Regions from separate parts of the Homo sapiens genome. Here all the other regions are linked to region 1. Evidence: chromatin loops called from intact Hi-C (ENCODE). Cell type or tissue: Panc1. All regions are shown on one strand. Each heading gives the region's core, and the rest is flanking DNA. Links, peaks and the distances in the headings are about the cores only. Region 1 overlaps SHANK2 (SH3 and multiple ankyrin repeat domains 2). Region 2 overlaps SHANK2 (SH3 and multiple ankyrin repeat domains 2). Region 3 overlaps SHANK2 (SH3 and multiple ankyrin repeat domains 2).

Region 1 (5,405 bases), core at 85-5,084:
CTCCAAGCCACATGCCACTAACCACAAGCAAGCTGGCTGCAAGACTAAAGAGCTGATAACATAGTTTATTTTTACACTGTCTTATTATAGAGAAGTAATAGACCTATCAGAACCTGCACTGACCAACAAATAAACACATGTTGCCAAGATGAATCGGTCTCTATCTCTATCTGCTTATTTTGGTACTGAAAGCAATAGTTCCTCATTCAAATCACCACCCACTGTTCTCCCCCTTTGGGACATGTTAGGACGAGGCCCTATTCCATGCCCCTCTTTAATGGTGGAACAAATGTTAAACTGCTCATCTAAAGATCATGTTGATATTATTCCAGGTTTTAAGATCAACTTTTGTTACATACTGTAATTTAAATAAACTGCATTTACATGCCTAGTTTCTGTAATATTGTGTATACAAAACCCAAATCTCTCAAAATGTAAATTATGTATACCTGCCAAGATACCTTTTCCAGGGTGTCTGCGCACATTTTAAGTTAATTCACATAATATAAAAATTACTCAATGTGACTGTTGATTTGCTGAACTTTACATATCACAAAGTGAATTATTTGTGATACTTTAGTTAATAAAATGGTAAATTTTTTTCTCAGTTATTGAACAAGCAAGCATTATCCAGTTGATCTGGCAATGACTTTTTGTGTGTGGGCCACAATATTGATTTTCCCATTAACAATTTTTTTTTGTTTTTTAAATACTAATATGTTTCACACTATAGTTTGTGTAACAACACGTGTTCGCATTATCTATGTTGCTGTTACTTTTGTGCTTTTATTCTTTTTAGACTTTATAAAAAAAAAAAAAAGCTCCTGTAATTTGCACTTTCTCCCAATCCTTAAATCTCTTGTATGGCAACCAAAATTACTGTAAAAAAATAAATATACTATTGCACTAAGGTTGTGGTTCTGATTGCAAACAAACAGTGAACACTGTCTGAATTAAACAAAAAGCTGCCCGACTTGCAATCTAATGTAGATTATCTCAGGCATTGTGGCCAGCTCTGCCTCTCTAAAACTGACCAGAAAAATCTCTCTCATCGAGTAAACAGGCTCCTGTCACTGAGCTAATCTGCCTTGGTTCCATTTCCTTATTCTCAATTTATCAATGGATACGTGCATGTTATTTCAGAATTATGCAAAACGTCAAAATCTGCTTCTGTGACCGCTGCTATAGGCGTGGAGCTGAGGCTCGGCTTTTCCTTTTGTTCTGGGTGGAAGCAGCGGTGCCGCGGAGGGCCAGCCAGATCCGGACCCTTCCCTTAGGGTCCAGTCTCCCCACACCCCAGCAGGGTGTCTTCTAGCCATAAGGCCAAGGGAGTGGCAGAACTGGGCCGCCTCTCTGGTTGACAAGCAAACCACATGCTAAGGCTTGGAGCAAGAGAGAATTTGTGTCTATTGGCAAAGAACTAAGCCAGGAAGACATGGGCCATCCCTCCGCTTTAGGGAAGCATATTTTAAACCTAAACGTTGAACTTCTTCTTTGGCCTCACCAGTGAAAACTTGTTGTCTTTAGTTCCTAAAGTTTCTTCTACTTTGGCACATTCCCCAGTTGAGCAGCAGCCTCTATGCTTCCACGTTCAGGAAAAATTCCAGTCCTCATATCTTTTGTAGTTCACCCTCAAGCTCTCCCGCTTCACCATCCAATAGTTTCTCCCAAACCTTGGCACCCCCCTAGACTTTGCTTCCAATGGTTTCTTCCAGACCACTTTTCCTAGATGAATATATTCGTTTACCTTACTAGGAAAATTATTGGAAGATTTTTTCTTTTACTTGAAATTGGAGGCATTTTAATAACTGGCGAACTGGAATGTGTTTCTGTATTTGTAGACAACCATGAACCCATGCAAGTAGGTGAACATTCCACAGTGGCTGGGTGACCACAGCAGCTGCATGCAGACAGGACTGCCCGTGCTTTGTGGGGAATCAGAGAATTTCCAAACTTGTTTCTCAGACTTCCGCAGATCTCATCACTTTGATTTCTAATCCATGCTGTATTGGTGATTTTGTTTATCGTTCCTGTAACTTGTTCTACATTCCACAGTCTTTACCGTTTTATGTTCAAAATTACAACAATCCCTGTCCATTGATTCCACTCTGGAACTCTTTGTTCATGCCAATTTTGAAATTTTAATACGAGCCTTCAAATAAACACAGAAAAGAAAAAAAAAAAGGAAAAAAAATAAAGTGTGTGCCTTGGGTGTTTTGAACCTGATCTGCATAAAACCATATTGTATTCAAATGCTGTATCTTTCATGAAAGGATAAATATATCTTCAATGTATTAATGTAGCTGATAAAATAGTTATAGTGCCTTGTTTTCTGAACTGAGAAGCCCATATCAATGCACAACGTAAAGAAAGGACGGTTCGAGCTATGAAATGTTGAGGACACCTACACGTGATTCTGGAGCCTTTCTCATCATAAGACTGTGGAAAATACACAGTCGTTTAAGTTAAAAATAAAAAGTAAATTGAAATAAGATTGTGTTATCAATTAATTTTCCATTAAAAGTGCTCTCTACTGTATCATTTTCAGTATTTTCATTTAATTAAAATACAAAATGTGTTTGAGGATTTTCATGGAAAGGAGAAAAGTTTAACCACAGGAGCCCTGGGCTCTCTGACCTACTCCCCTTGTGCTGTGCCGCCCCCCGGTGGTACTCATTGGTAATGCTTAACGAAGCCATCAATATCAATCATTTCGACGTTTTGTTATAAATATACACAAATTCATTTTTAGTGATTGAGGCCACTCATTGCAGGAAAACTGTTTCCATTTTTCACAAGTGAAAGTGGCAACATGTGTGTTTTTCTTTCGACAAAAAAACGATGTGAGAAGTACATCAGTGTAATTCTTGTCTCAATGCTGTCATGCTCCATTTGCTTTAAGTGCGAAGCTTCCCTGAGCAGCCTCTGCCTTTCTAGAGGATGAGCCTGCGGTGTAGTGAGCATATTAGGGCTGCCATCTGCCTGTGGGACCAGAATAGCCACAGCAATAGTGAGCGTTTGTGGGATTCCGGACAGATGGGAGCGGCAGCAGCCCCATCTTCTCGGGGGCCCCCCCGCAAACAGGCCGCAGAAGTTCTGGAGGCAGAGCACTGCCACAGGCTGTCCTGCCACACACATCTCTCCAGGGAGTGAGGAGCTACTCAGATCCAGAACTCCCCACTGTGCCTGCTCAGCTCACAGACTATTATCGGTGTGGCTATTTACCAGCCAGAAGAGTCCACTGGAATTCAGACTGTGTAGTTTCAGGCAACAATGCAGCCAATAATCCAAGAACCTGCAGGGTGCTCAGGGAGATGTGGCCAAAGCTTCTTGGTCACCCTGCTCCACATGTGCTGCTACCTCCGCTCCAAGTATGAAGCATGTGTCTGAGAGCCAGAGGAGGGGCCCTGGCACTGCTCACAGCCACTGGGTAAGACCTGGCAGCCAGGCCCTAGGCCCCCATGAGGTAGGGACCACGGAAATGGCCCAGTTCACAGGACAGAGTGTGGAGACCCCTCACCAGCCACCTGCATCTGGGGGCCGGCCCCTCTGACGCGGTGCTCCTGGAAGGCAAGCCATCCTGCCATTGCCCAACTGTAGTCATCTCTGCCCAAGATGACTGCAAAAACAGAATTAAGCGTGTTCTCCAAACCCCAGAACCCGGGGAGTGGGAAAAACACATAGCCCCTGCAGCCCTGCAGAGGTGGCCACAAGCACAAGCATTCTGTGTGTATACCCAAGAGGCGGTACAGGTTGGAAACAGCACTCAGTCTACCTAGTGCTATCTGGGACGGGCACCGTTCAGATCACTGCACCCACCACGTGGCTAAAAGCCCTGTGAGGTAACAACTAAAGCCCTATTTCCCAGATGAGGAAACTAAGTCTTGCCAAGGTCCACAGCAAGTGGAGAAGCAGAGGTTGCTGTGCAGCTTCCCAAGTCTATCTACAGGTGACAGAACCCAGCCCGGGGCCTTGGGAACCATCGCTGGCTCCGAATCTGCTCCACCCACAGGGTGCTTCCTCTCCCTGCCCCATCTGACGTCATATGTGCAGGGCTAAGAATTCAGGAGGCGGGGCAAGGGGGGAGTCCCTACCAGCTGAATCACCTCAGGGTTGTGGAAAACGAAGACCGAATTCAGTGGCAATCTGGTTACCTTAATTCACTCCACTGGGATCAGGAGAACCAAGACCTAGAAACCCCTGTTTCTCAGAGAAAGGACCCAACATTTGTAAAGTCCCCTTGGCTTAGAGGGCATGTGACACATGGATCTGCTTTAATTCCCACAAGAATCCTATGAGGTTAAGCATCACTGAGGTGACTATCTCCTTTTCTCACGAGGACACCGAGGCTTGGAGAACCAGTTGCCATTGCCCATGGCCTCCAGGCACCTACACAAGTTATCCCCAGACTGTGGGCCCTCACCATGGGGGCAGAGTTGCCCGAGGCCAGTCCTTCCCAGGTCCTCCATGAAGCCTTCCTCTTGTGGCTGTGAACTGCCCAGAGCCCTCCCAACACACACCTCTGTGGCCTCAGCCAGCCAGAGCCCATTTCTGTTGCTTACAACCACCATATGACAGAGCTCCTAGCCCCCCACGATGATGATGTGTTTTCTCCCACAGCCCACGGCCTCCCTCTGCCAGTCAGAACTGGGGCAGCCCTTTCCTCTCCTTCCACTGTCACCCCCATTGGCAGAAGAGAAAGGCGGAGCTAATGAAGAATGAGATGGGGGTCTCATGGCTCCCGAGTGAGCCTGGAAATGGCTTGCCAGCCCCATGCAGCTGTGAAGCTCCACTTAACGCCAAGGGCATGGCCAGCTGCCCTCCTGGCCTTGGAGCCACCTGGGAGAGCTAAGAAACGCTCCATCTTCACAAGTGGGAGTTTATACAAGGTGCCCGATAGAGACATCGAGGCTCCAGGGAAAACCACACAGCCTGAGACCTTTAACACCCAGCATGCTTGCTGGGAAAGACCAGCCTCCCTCGCCAATAGGCATGGGACCAGCTTTCTCCGGTAGGCCCCAGGAGGGCTAAGTGGAGAGTGTGGTGGGAAGGAAGGAGACCACAAAAAGAGAGGTCTAGAAATAGCAGGAAACACAAGCCACCTGTGCATTCATAGCAGCGACACAGAGACGGCCACACTGACCTCAGCTCTGCCACTCTGCCCACCAGGTCCAGAGCCATCTGGCCCCACCCACCCTCCTCTTCGGGCTTCCTCCCTGCTCACCTGGCTCCAGCCACAGTGCCACCTCAGCGCCGCCTCCCTGTGGGGTCCCCGTACCTACATGGCTTCCCAGATCACCTGATTTAGAATGGGACTTACTGCCATCACCCCCTCCCACATCCCCAGGGCACTTACTGCCACCTTCACTGGCTTATTGCTTTACTTACTTGCTCACTGATTAGTG
Region 2 (5,405 bases), core at 283-5,282, 290 kb before region 1:
TCAACGGCGGGTCTGGGATGGCGGTGAACAGCAGTGGTGGATGGCGAGCGAAAGCTCACCTCGAGCCGTAACAAACACGGACCAGAAGAGCGTGCAGTTGCAAGATTTAATAGAGTGAAAACAGAGCTCCCATACAACGGGAGGGGACCCAAAGCGGGTAGCCATTGCCGGCTGGAATGCCTGGGTTTACATCCCGATCATTGTCCCTCCCCCGTGCTTTCAGGCAATAGATGATTGGCTATTTCTTTACCTCCTGTTTTTGCCTAATTAGCATTTTAGTGAGCTCTCTTTACTATCTGATTGGTTGGGTGTCAGCTAAGTTGCAAGCCCCGTGTTTAAAGGTGGATGCGGTCACCTTCCCAGCTGGGCTTAGGGATTCTTAGTCTGCCTAGGAAATCCATCTAGTTCTGTCTCTCACCTCCAGAAGGAGCCCATCCTACAGACACCGTGATCTCAGACTTCCAGCCTCCAGAACTGAGAGAATGAACATCTGTTGTCCAGGCCTCCTGGTCTGGGGTCATTTGTTGTAGCAACCCTGGGACATTCATGCAGGCCTATGGGATGGTGTGTCGGGGGACCCCACCCACACATTCTGGGGTCCTCTGGAAGGACTCGCAGGACTCGATATAGAGTCATCCTGTTGTCTAAGGTTTATAACAGTGCCACAGCTTAGGCGGAGTCTGCAGGCATCCATGAGCAGACTGAAGCCCCCTCCCTCTCTCCTTGAGGGGACACAGCACATTCCCCACCCACTAGGAAAAAATGCAGCCACATGTGTGAAATATTTCTCCCTTGGGAATCCTGTCACGTAGGCACCCTCAGCCTGGCACGTGCCACAATTCCCGACTTCTGGAAGGAAAGCTGGGGTTTTGCTTGCATACACCACAGTGTTGGCTCAACACGCCATGGGAGCTGCTGCCGCAGGGCTGGGTGTCCCGGCCTCTCCATGTAGGGGACATTTCAGCTCCCAGATGCCAGCTAGGGGCCAGCCCTGCGGGCAGGACTTTCTCAGGGCAGCAGCCACAGGCCTGCTATGCTCACTCTTATCTGCATGGGTTGATATGGTTGTTATCCCTTTTTACAGATAAGGAAACCGAGGCTAGAGAGTGTAAGCCCCTTGCTCAAGGTCAGCCAGCTCATAAATGGCAAAGCTGGGTGGGATTCAAACCCAGGAGTCCAGCTCCTAACACTGCTATTAACCTTCCTGCTTCCTGTCTCTCCTGCTCAGGGCAGGGGCTCAGTAGATACTTGTCTACTAAAGGGATGCATGGAGGAATAAAAATAAGAATAGTCACATTTATTAAGCATTTGTTACCTGCCAGCCTTTGACCTTCACACGGCTCCCCTCCATAATCCTTGCCAAACGTCCAATATCATGGAAACTGCTAGTGCTCCATTTTGCAGACGGGGGCGCAAGGACCTGGGGAAGTGGAGTGGTTGGCCCAGGAGGTTTGGAGCCTGGGTCTGAGCCCAGGGTCTGCTCTATGTATCCGTTCTCTTTTGTAACATTCTGTGCTGATCTACATAAGACAAGCTGCAGATCTGTGTAAAGGTGAGCTTAGAGGACACGTTCCCAGAAAGACAAAGCAGCTTACAAAGCAAAATTCCGTATGTCAGAATATGTTCAACGCTGCGTGGCCACTGAGATGATAGGGGTGTGGGGCTGCCTGGTGCCCCAGAGTGTGCAGCCGAGGCCCTGCCCTCAGCAGCTCCAAGCCTCCCCGTCTTCCCCTGCTAGTGGCAGAAAGCAGGGTCCAGTATGATGCCATGGAACCTGCCTGGACCCCAGAGAGGGCAGCAGGGGTTGTGAGACTAGTTAGAGAGGTAGCCACAGCCCCTGCCCACACAGCTGGAGGGAAGGAGCGTGCAGGCGGCGGTGGATTCAAATGCCTGTTCTGGGAGAGGGTGTGCTCTGTGCCAGGCAGCGTGGGGGCTTCACCTGCTAACCTGGGCTCTTCTCCGGTTCACCTCCTGTCTATCCCTAGGCCCAGCACCGTGGCCAGCCCCCAGGATCAGTGAGTGCTCCTGGAACCCTTATTATCCCTGTTTCAGAAAATGTGCCTCTAAGGCTCAGAGAACCCAGGCCAGCATTTGAGCGTTTTCAGGTAAAGGATCTTTCCCATCAGAGCCTGGACATTCAGGAAGGGAGCTTTCCCTGGCTGGAGGGTGGAAGAGAGACCTCCAGCCTGGAGTCTGGAAGGTTCTCTGCCTCGCTCTGGGAACCTGCCTCTGGGGGAGCTGGGGATGTCTCCTGCACCTGCTCGCACGGGGGCTGCAGCTGTCACCCTGAACCCGCTGCGGCCAGTGAGGAAACGAGCTCAGAGCAGCAGAGCCATCTCCGCAAGATCACAGAGGCCTTTGGCCCCAGGACGTCAGTGGGGTCCGGGGCTCGGTGAAGCGGCTAAGTCATAGGCTTGGCTTTCTGCACAGGCACAGCTGGGAGGGCTGGGTATTCAAGAGCTGGGCAACGGAAAGCCATCCTGTAAGATGGAAATAAACTTGTATTTCCAACAATCGGAGGGTGATGCAAAAGTGGCCCTACGATGGCCCCAGCACTGGGAGGCCCCTCCGGAAGCCGCGGCGTTCCAGGAATCTGCTGGCGCGGTGTCTTCCCTCTTGTGGCCTGTCGCTCGCCTGGTAGGAGCGGACTCACTGCCTGGCGTCCCTGCTTGTGGCCACTAGATGGCAGCCGCGGGGTGCGGAGCCGAGGGCGGCCTCCAGGAGTGAGTCCCTTCCGCACGAGAAAGGCCGGTTGCCAGGAGAACCTGCTGGGCCTTGTCCCCAGAATCTCCACTGTGGTCCCACTGCCACCACTGCAGGCCGGGGCCGGGGCTGGGGACGTGCCTGGAAAGCCACTGGCTCTGCCCGGGTGCCCACAGGGCACCAGAGAGGCCAAGAGGTTGGACGCTCACAGGGCAGGGATGGGATGAGGGGCCGGAGTGCACCCCTGCACACAGTTTCTGCAGGAAGCCCCTGGAGGGTGGACACCCACAGGAAGAAGGCTGCCTGCGCGCTGGGCGCAGTGGCTCACACCTGTAATCCCAGCGCTTTGGGAGGCCGAGGCAGGTGGATCACCTGAGGTCAGGAGTTCGAGACCAGCCTGGCCAACATGGTGAAACCCTGTCTCTACTACAAATGCAAAAATTAGCTGAGTGTGGTGGTGGCCACCTGTAATCCCAGTTACTTGGGAGGCCAAGTCAGGAGAATCACTTGAACCTGGGAAGCAGAGGTTGCAGTGAGCCGAGGTCACGCCACTGCACTCCAGCCTGGGCAACAGAGCAAGACTTCATCTCAGAAAAAAAAAAAAAAGATTATGAACAGGGTTTTCATACATAGGAATTGTGCGGGACATTTCGAAGTACTTCTGGGATCTTGCTTTTACTAGTATCGTTACTTATTATTTTGTAATCATAGCCGTTATTATTGCTGTATTAGTATCTTCTTAGGGACCCAGGTGCCTCCCTGTAATCGATGTCTCTCTGCATCTGGGGCCGTGTTAAATCTAGATATTTGAAGCAGCACTTCCCAGCTCTTCGGTTTTGTCAGCATTTCTTGGAAACGTGCTGTCTGGAAGGTGTTCAGCATTGCCCAGACACCTGGACTTTTCATCCTTGTCCTCCCTCTCCTGCCACTGAGGCCCCGCCACTAACTCTTATGGGTCCATGGTATTCAAGTAATGTCAGAGACCATGGGGGCCAGAAAGCTCTTTATTTCCACCTCCTCCTACCGCTGCCTTTGCCAGGCTACTCAGAACCCAAATGTGGAAGGCATGGGCCACAAGTTCCAGGCTGGGCTCTGCTCGAGCTCACCGGGGGGAGGCTGTCACCTATGTAGAATTTCCTCAAAGGCTTTTTCTGCACCAGTTGCTATGATTATCTGTTTTTCTTCATTAGTTTGTTTATATGGTGGCTTACATCAATAAATTTTTCAAATATTGAACCAGCCTTGCACTCCCAGGATAAAGCACACTTGCTCATGATTCCCTTTCTACTAATATATGTCTGGATTTGACTTCCTAATATTTTAAGGATCTGTGTCTATGTTCCTGAGGGATGTTGGTGTATTGATGTCTTATGCTGTCTTTGTCTGGTTTGTGTATCAGAATAATGCTGCCCTTATAAATTAATTTGGGAAGCGTTCCCTCCACTTCTCTTTTCTGGGAGGAATTGTGTAGAGTTGGTGTTGCTGCTTCTTGAAATGATTGGCAAAATTCACCAGCGAAATCACTGGAGTCAAGAAGTCTTTTTCAGATGCTTTTTAAACTACACAATTGTCAGGCGTAGTGGCTCACGCCTGTAATCCCAGCACTTCGGGAGGCCGAGGTGGGTGGATCACTTGAGGTCAGGAGTTCAAGACAAGCCTAGCCAACGTGGTGAAACCCCATCTCTACTAATAATACAAAAATTAGTCAGGCATGGTGGTGCACGCCTGTAATCTTAGCTGCTGAGGAGGCTGAGGCAGGAGACTCACTTGAACCCAGGAGGCAGAGTTTGGAGTGAGCTGAGATTGCACCACTGCACTCCAGCCTGGGTGACTGAGTGAGACTCTGTCTCAAACACACACACACACACTTAATATCTTTAATAGATGTAAGACAATTTATCTCCTTCCTAGGTGAGTTCTGGAAGTTTGCAACTTTTAGAGAATTAGTTTATTTTACCTAAATTGTCAAATTTATCTTAGACTTGGTCACAGTATTCCCTCATTATCTGTTTAAAGTCAGCCCTGTAGTGATATCATCTCTTTTAGTAATTTGTGTCTTCTGTCTTTATTTCTTTGTCAGTCTTACTAAAATTTTTATCAATTTTATTGATCTTTTGAAAGAACTACCTTTGAACTTCATTAAGTTTTCTCCTTTCTCCCTGTGCTTTTAGCTTATTGATTGCTGTCCTTATTTTGTTATTTGCTTCCTTCTCCATGCTTTGAGTTGATTTTGTTCTTTTTCTATTTTTTTGACTCAGGCTGTGGTCTATCTTGGCGAATATTCTGTGGACATTGAAAAGAATGTATATTATGCTCGTTATTGTTGAGTGCGGTGTTCTTTAAATGTCAGTTCGGTCCTTTTGATGGTATTTTTAAGTGTTTATAGCCTTGCTGACTTGTCCTCTGTTGTTGATTGCTGAGAACGTAGGAATGTGGAAATTTTCCAGTATCATCGTGTGGCTGTCCATTTTGTTTTTTTTTGTTTGTTTTTTGTTTTTTTTTTTTTAACAGTTCTGTTGGTTTCTGCCTCATGTTTGTTTTGTTGTTTGTTTGTTTTGTTTTGTTTTGAGACAGAATCTCACTCTGTTACCCAGGTTGGAGTGCAGTGGCATGATCTTGGCTCACTGCAACCTCCATCTCCTGGGTTCAAGCGATTCTCCTGCCTCAGCCTCTCAAGTAGCTGGGATTACAGGTACCTGCCA
Region 3 (5,405 bases), core at 144-5,143, 610 kb before region 1:
GATGGGAGTCAATGCTTGACTGGAAAGTTAGCATTTAGAATGGGATGGAGCCACATGGGTTGTGGTCTTCCTTCAGATTGAGGTTTTTCTAGTGTACTGTGGTACCCACCGTGTCCAGGTGCTGAGGCGATCACTGTCCATCTAGGTATCGAGGTGATTGCTGTGTCCAGGCCCCAAGATGACCATTGCCTAGGCACTGAGATGACCACTGTTCAGGCACCGCAGTGACCGCGGTGTCCAAGCCTGGGCTTGGTCACGGTAAGCACAATGCCAGGTAGCACAGGAAGGGCCAGCGTGAACAGCAGCCAGGTGGAGAGCCCAGGAGCTCCACAGTGCCAGCCAGGAGTGGCTCATTCTGGCCAGGGGACGTGGGAGCAGTGTTGGAACCAGGCTGTGGTGCTGGCAGGTGACCCTCAGATCTGGGCAGCTGGCATGCATTGGCTCCGGGGGGACATTGTGAACAGGGTTCTGGCCCTTTGTGCTGGCATGTGCTTGGCAGCCTTGGAACTGGGACCGAGCCTCACTGTGGGACGTGGGTGCTGGCAGGTACTGCACCTTTCCAGATGAGCACCTCCAGGGTGTGAGAGTGTGGGGTCCCTGCCAGGTGGCAGGACCAGAGCACGGGAGCCCTTCCCCGTGTCACTCTGGACCTGGGGCTCAGGGTCTGCCCCTGGGCACGAGCGGCCGAGCCTCTGTGGCCCCCGTGTCTGGAGCCGCAACAGTGAGCTGTGCTTTCAGGGGATCAGCTCTGAATTGACCTGGGAGGTCAGTTCCATATTCTGAGCCCCTCTGGCCTGGCAAGGTTCTGTTTGGAGAAGGAAGAGAGGCATCCTCTCTCTCTGAGCCTCCAGAGGGAATGAGGACCCTTGAGTACCTGCCTTCCCAGTCAGCCCTGACTCTTCAGGGACATGCGGGGAACAGGAGAGGGGATGGGTGAAGACCCCGAGACCAGCACCCCACCCTCTGCACTTTGGCAGGTCCTCTATCCTGCCCTCCTGACATAGGTGACATCTTTAAGAGACCTCATCTTTCCAAAAATCATGTTATGAGAGTGATGGGCTCCATGGGGAAGGTGGGCAAGGGCCGCAGCTTTATGTGGGAATGCCAGTCATCTCTCCTTTTGGAATTATAGCATGATGTCTTTTGTCTGTGATCATTTCAGGCTGAACAGCACACATTAGTAGACCCAAAGTGATTGTGTTTGCTGCATAGGGCTGCCACTGCAAAGTTCCTCAAACAATAGACATTCATTATCTCACAGTTCTGGAGGCTGGAGTCCCAAACGAAGGCGTCGCAGGGCTGGTTCCTCCTGAGTCCTCTCTCCTTGGCTTGCAGACACCGCCTTTTCTCTGCATCTTCACAGGGTCGTCCCTCTGTGTGTCTGTGTCCCCAGCTCCTCTTCTTATAAGGATACCAGCCAGGCCAGATGGGATTAGGGGCCCCCTAATGGCCTCATTTTAACTTAATCACCTCTCGAAAGACCCTCTTCACATACAGCCCCATGCGGAGGTACTGGGGGTGGGGACTCCAACGCATGAATGCTGCAGGGATGCAATTCAGCCCGCAACACCAACAAAACTGAACTAGCCACTTTCTGGTTTGCATCACAGCCCGTCCGCTGCCCGTGTTCCTGCATTCATTCAGGTGCATTGGCCTCCTTGACTACTGGGCCAGCAGGAAGACCACAGCCAGCCTTTGAAAACCGTGGTATGCGGGGCCACGGAGCAGCTGGTGGCTCAGGCCATGCGAGGGGGATTTGCTTGTGTTTGGACGAGACGTTGTTTCTCTACTGACGGGCAGCCCACTTCCTGACCCAGTGAGAGCCGAAATGATGTGACTCTTTGTTGTGTGGGCTGTGGTGTCTCTACCTCATGTCACAAGGCATATGTTTTGGGAGAAATGCCTAAGTGTGGTTGGGAACAATTTTGTTTGGGGCACAGAGCCAAGCAGAAGTGATAGGGGGTTCGTCTCAGCCGACCTGTGCTGCTCCCCTGCAGTGCAGTGACCTCCCCGCTGCTCTGGTTGCTGTGCTGGGCATTGCACAACCCCAGGTGGCGCCGTTCCTCTTGCCATAGTTTTAGGTCCTGTAGATGTATCACCAGTGTCCAGCAGGTGGCGTTAAATGGCTTGAAGGAAGGAGCACCCTTTTTTCTAATTCACACCAAGTCTTGTGGTTGCACAGGGCGGGTGGGACGCTAGGCATCGCTGGGGCAAACAGTCTCGAGGGGAGCCATCTCCAGGTGCCCCTGCCCAGGCCTCAGCAGGAGATTCAGAGGCAGCAGACATGGGTGGAGCCTCCCACACATGCATTTTCCAAAAAGCACCTCAGGAGAGTGGGTACGGGGTGCAGGTGTCAAGGGCAGTGTTTTGCCTTTCATCCCATTACTCTCCACCCTCCTATCACCCTCTCAGCTGTCTCAACAGCCAGAGACCAGACACCCTTTTCAAAATAAGAAAAGGAGGTTAGTGTTGCTTCTCTTGTGGGAGGATGAATTCCTTCTTTTAACACTTTGGTAGCTTTCAGTATCTTTGTGTCAAGCGAGTTCGTTCTTTCTTTCCTTCTTTCCCTCCTTCCCCACTTCCCTCTCCTCTCCTTCCCTCCCCTTCCTTCCCCTCCCCTCCCCTTCCTTCCCCTCCCCTCCCCTCCCTTCCCCTCCCCTCCCTTCCCCTCCCCTTCCTTCCCCTCCCTTTCCCTTTCCCTTTCTCTTTTTCTTTCTCTCTCTCTCTTCTCTCTCTTTCTTACTCTCTCTTTCTTTCTCTCTTTTCTCGGAGTCTCACTCTGTCTCCCAGGCTGGAGTGCAGTGGCGTGATCTTGGCTCACTGCAAGCTCCGCCTCCCGGGTTCACGCCATTCTCCCGCCTCAGCCTCCCAAGTAGCTGGGACTACAGGCACCCGCCACCACACCCGGCTAATTTTTTGTATTTTTAGTAGAGACGGGGTTTCACTGTGTTAGCCAGGATGGTCTCGATCTCCTGACCTCGTGATCCGCCCGCCTCGGCCTCCCAAAGTGCTGGGATTACAGGCATGAGCCACCACACCTGGCCTATTAACTTTCTTTTTAAAATTGTAAATTACTGTTTCCATTTCCAGCTTATAGAATAGTTGCAAGAATAGTACAAGGAACTCCCATATGCCCTCCACGCGGAGAGCACATTTGAGTGGTGACGGTGTCCCAGTAACATCCCTGATAGAAGAGGATCCAGCCTGGGACCTGCCTGGAGCCTTTCCATCTGGGAGACTCCCTCGGGCTTCCCTTAATTCCTATGGCTGTGACTGTTTTGAAGATTTTGGGGCGGTCATTTTGTTGGGTTTGCTCAGTGTTTGCTCGTGATGGGATCCAGCATATGCATTTGGCAGGAATGCCTTAGAAAGGATGCTGTGCTGTCAGCATCACACCTTCACGGGGATACATGGGGACCATTCGCCTGGTACTCATTGTGGAGGTCACACCGACCACCTAGTCAGGTGGGGTCTGTTGGGTTTCTCCTCTTTTGATGCAGGGCAGGTGAGCCCAAAAATGGGGGCTTAGCCCAGGAGGGCTCTTGGCTCCACCCAGGAAAGAATTCAAGGGCAGGATGGTGATGTTGGCAAAACCTTTATTGAAGCAGCTGTGAACAGCAGCAGAGACTGCTCCTTGCAGAGCAGGGCTGCCCCAGAGGCAGTGTACCCAAAGCAGCAGCTCAGAGGCCGGGCTGCACTCACATTTATACCCACTTTTAATTACATGCAAATTATGGGGCAGGTTCTGCAGGAATTGCTAGGAAAAGGGTGGTAACTTCTGAGTCGTCAGGCCATTGCCAGGGAAAGGGGTGGTAACTTCTGGGTGTTGCCATGGCAACAGTAAACTGATGTGGCACACTGATGGGCGTGTCTTATGGAAAGCTGCTTCTGCCCCGCCCTGTTTTAGCTAGTCCTCAGTTTGGTCCGGTGTCTGAGTCCCGCTTCCTGAGTCCCACCTCCTGCCTTACTTTGCTCCTTTGTAATTAATAGATCTTGTTTGGTGATCTTTGAGGCTATGCAAAAATCTGTTTTCTCATACCCCTTTCACCTGACAGTTTTGGCATCCATTGGCCTTTCTTGCCAGAATTAATGCTATTATGGTTGCTAAATGGAGATTTTTTTTTAATCCTACCATTGCTTCTACATTATTAGTTGGCTTGCTGTTGTAAAGAAAAGCTTTCTCTTCTTGTTTATTTATTCATATATTTACAACAAGGCAGACTTGCAGAGTTCTCTTTATTCAGGAGGTAATAATCTGTTATTATTATCCCAGTTTTAGCCAGTGGGTGTCCCTTCAGGATGGCTCCTGTGTCCTTGGGACACAGCCCCATTGATTTTTTTTTTTTTTTTACCATTTCCTTTATTTCTGGCACAACAAGATATTTCAAGCTCACCTTGCTCTTTCCTTGCCTCAGGAATCAGCTGCTTCTCCAAGGAGCCTGATTCTTTTTAGTGTGGAGTGGTATTTAGAAGCCAAGGTGCAGGTGCTTGGGGTGCTGATGGCTGCTGGGCTGTTGCTGGTCCTGCACCCTCTCAGTAGGCAGAGTTAGGGATGGGTAGACACACAGGCATCCACATTTTCATTTTTATTAGTCTCTATATTAGGAACCGTGAGTTTCTACTGATACTCCCATTCCAAGCCAACACCACAAGGCATATTCTAGTTTTCTCCTGTACTGTATTTGTAACTTCCTTGACAGTGAGAGCCCAGCTCCCATTCCCTTTCCTGAGTGTCCTTGTGTGTGCAGAGCCCTGCGTGCAGCCGTCTGTGGACCCTTCTGCCCACCACCTGGCTTGGATCCCCCTCACCCCCCTGCATGGCAGCTGCATCTTCCTCAGCAGGTGTGAGCTCCGTGCCTCAACCACCAGGGGTTAAAACAGAAAGAAGAGACTAGCCGAAATGACACTTAAAAAAAAAAAATTACTGCTAGTGCTAAGACTGTGGGATTCTGGGTGACTTTTGGTTTTTGTTCAGCCCTTTTCTGTATTTCCCGGGTTTGTGTGTTATAAAACAATGGATGTGGGAAAAGTGGAAAATGGAAGCATGCTCTTGGGAACACGCCTACGAGACATCCACCCGGAGTCAGCGGTTCCGTTTCATCTCTTCCCATTGAGCCTATTTTGCCCTTGCAAGGGAAGAGTGCTCTGGTGCCATCTGACTGATGGAACTTACAAGCTCATAAATTCAGATTAACCGGGGGAAGGGGAATAATGAGTGTGGATTAATTGTTCAGTGTTTTTATGCTAACATTAGTTGTCTTTATTGACCACAGAGCAATTAAATTAAGCTTTAACAAAGTGTTGCCTCCCAGAAGTCCTTTGGGGAGTGCCAAATAGCCAGGGATCCTTCAGTTCAAGGAACACAAATCCCAATGCAAACGACTGGGTGAGGGGAGGGAGTTATG

What was found. Peaks named below come from ENCODE experiments on the same cell type or tissue, not always from the same donor. Only the 100,000 strongest peaks of a DNase experiment are listed, where the experiment ranks them.
Region 2: a loop joins it to region 1, with 14 times the contacts of the local background. A loop is called at or near these places in 93 of 110 quality-filtered maps.
Region 3: a loop joins it to region 1, with 25 times the contacts of the local background. A loop is called at or near these places in 15 of 110 quality-filtered maps.

Annotation. Positions count from the first base shown.
Region 1 is chr11:70,464,938-70,470,342 of GRCh38, reverse strand. It overlaps SHANK2 (SH3 and multiple ankyrin repeat domains 2), which reads left to right. Exons shown (of 26, transcript NM_012309.5): 26 at 1-2,489. Among named protein-coding and RNA genes, the nearest start is that of CTTN, 69 kb to the right of the region's middle. RefSeq lists an enhancer at 1-103. In Panc1, for the core only: CTCF peaks have their summits at 2,391 and 2,679 (motif pointing left); a DNase peak (open chromatin) is centred at 2,662; H3K27ac peaks cover 289 bases.
Region 2 is chr11:70,752,978-70,758,382 of GRCh38, reverse strand. All of the region lies in intron 14 of SHANK2 (SH3 and multiple ankyrin repeat domains 2), which reads left to right. Among named protein-coding and RNA genes, the nearest start is that of SHANK2-AS3, 110 kb to the left of the region's middle. RefSeq lists an enhancer at 2,388-2,437. In Panc1, for the core only: CTCF peaks have their summits at 2,415 and 2,684 (motif pointing right); a DNase peak (open chromatin) is centred at 2,732.
Region 3 is chr11:71,077,118-71,082,522 of GRCh38, reverse strand. All of the region lies in intron 8 of SHANK2 (SH3 and multiple ankyrin repeat domains 2), which reads left to right. Among named protein-coding and RNA genes, the nearest start is that of SHANK2, 170 kb to the left of the region's middle. In Panc1, for the core only: a CTCF peak has its summit at 2,089 (motif pointing right); a DNase peak (open chromatin) is centred at 2,072.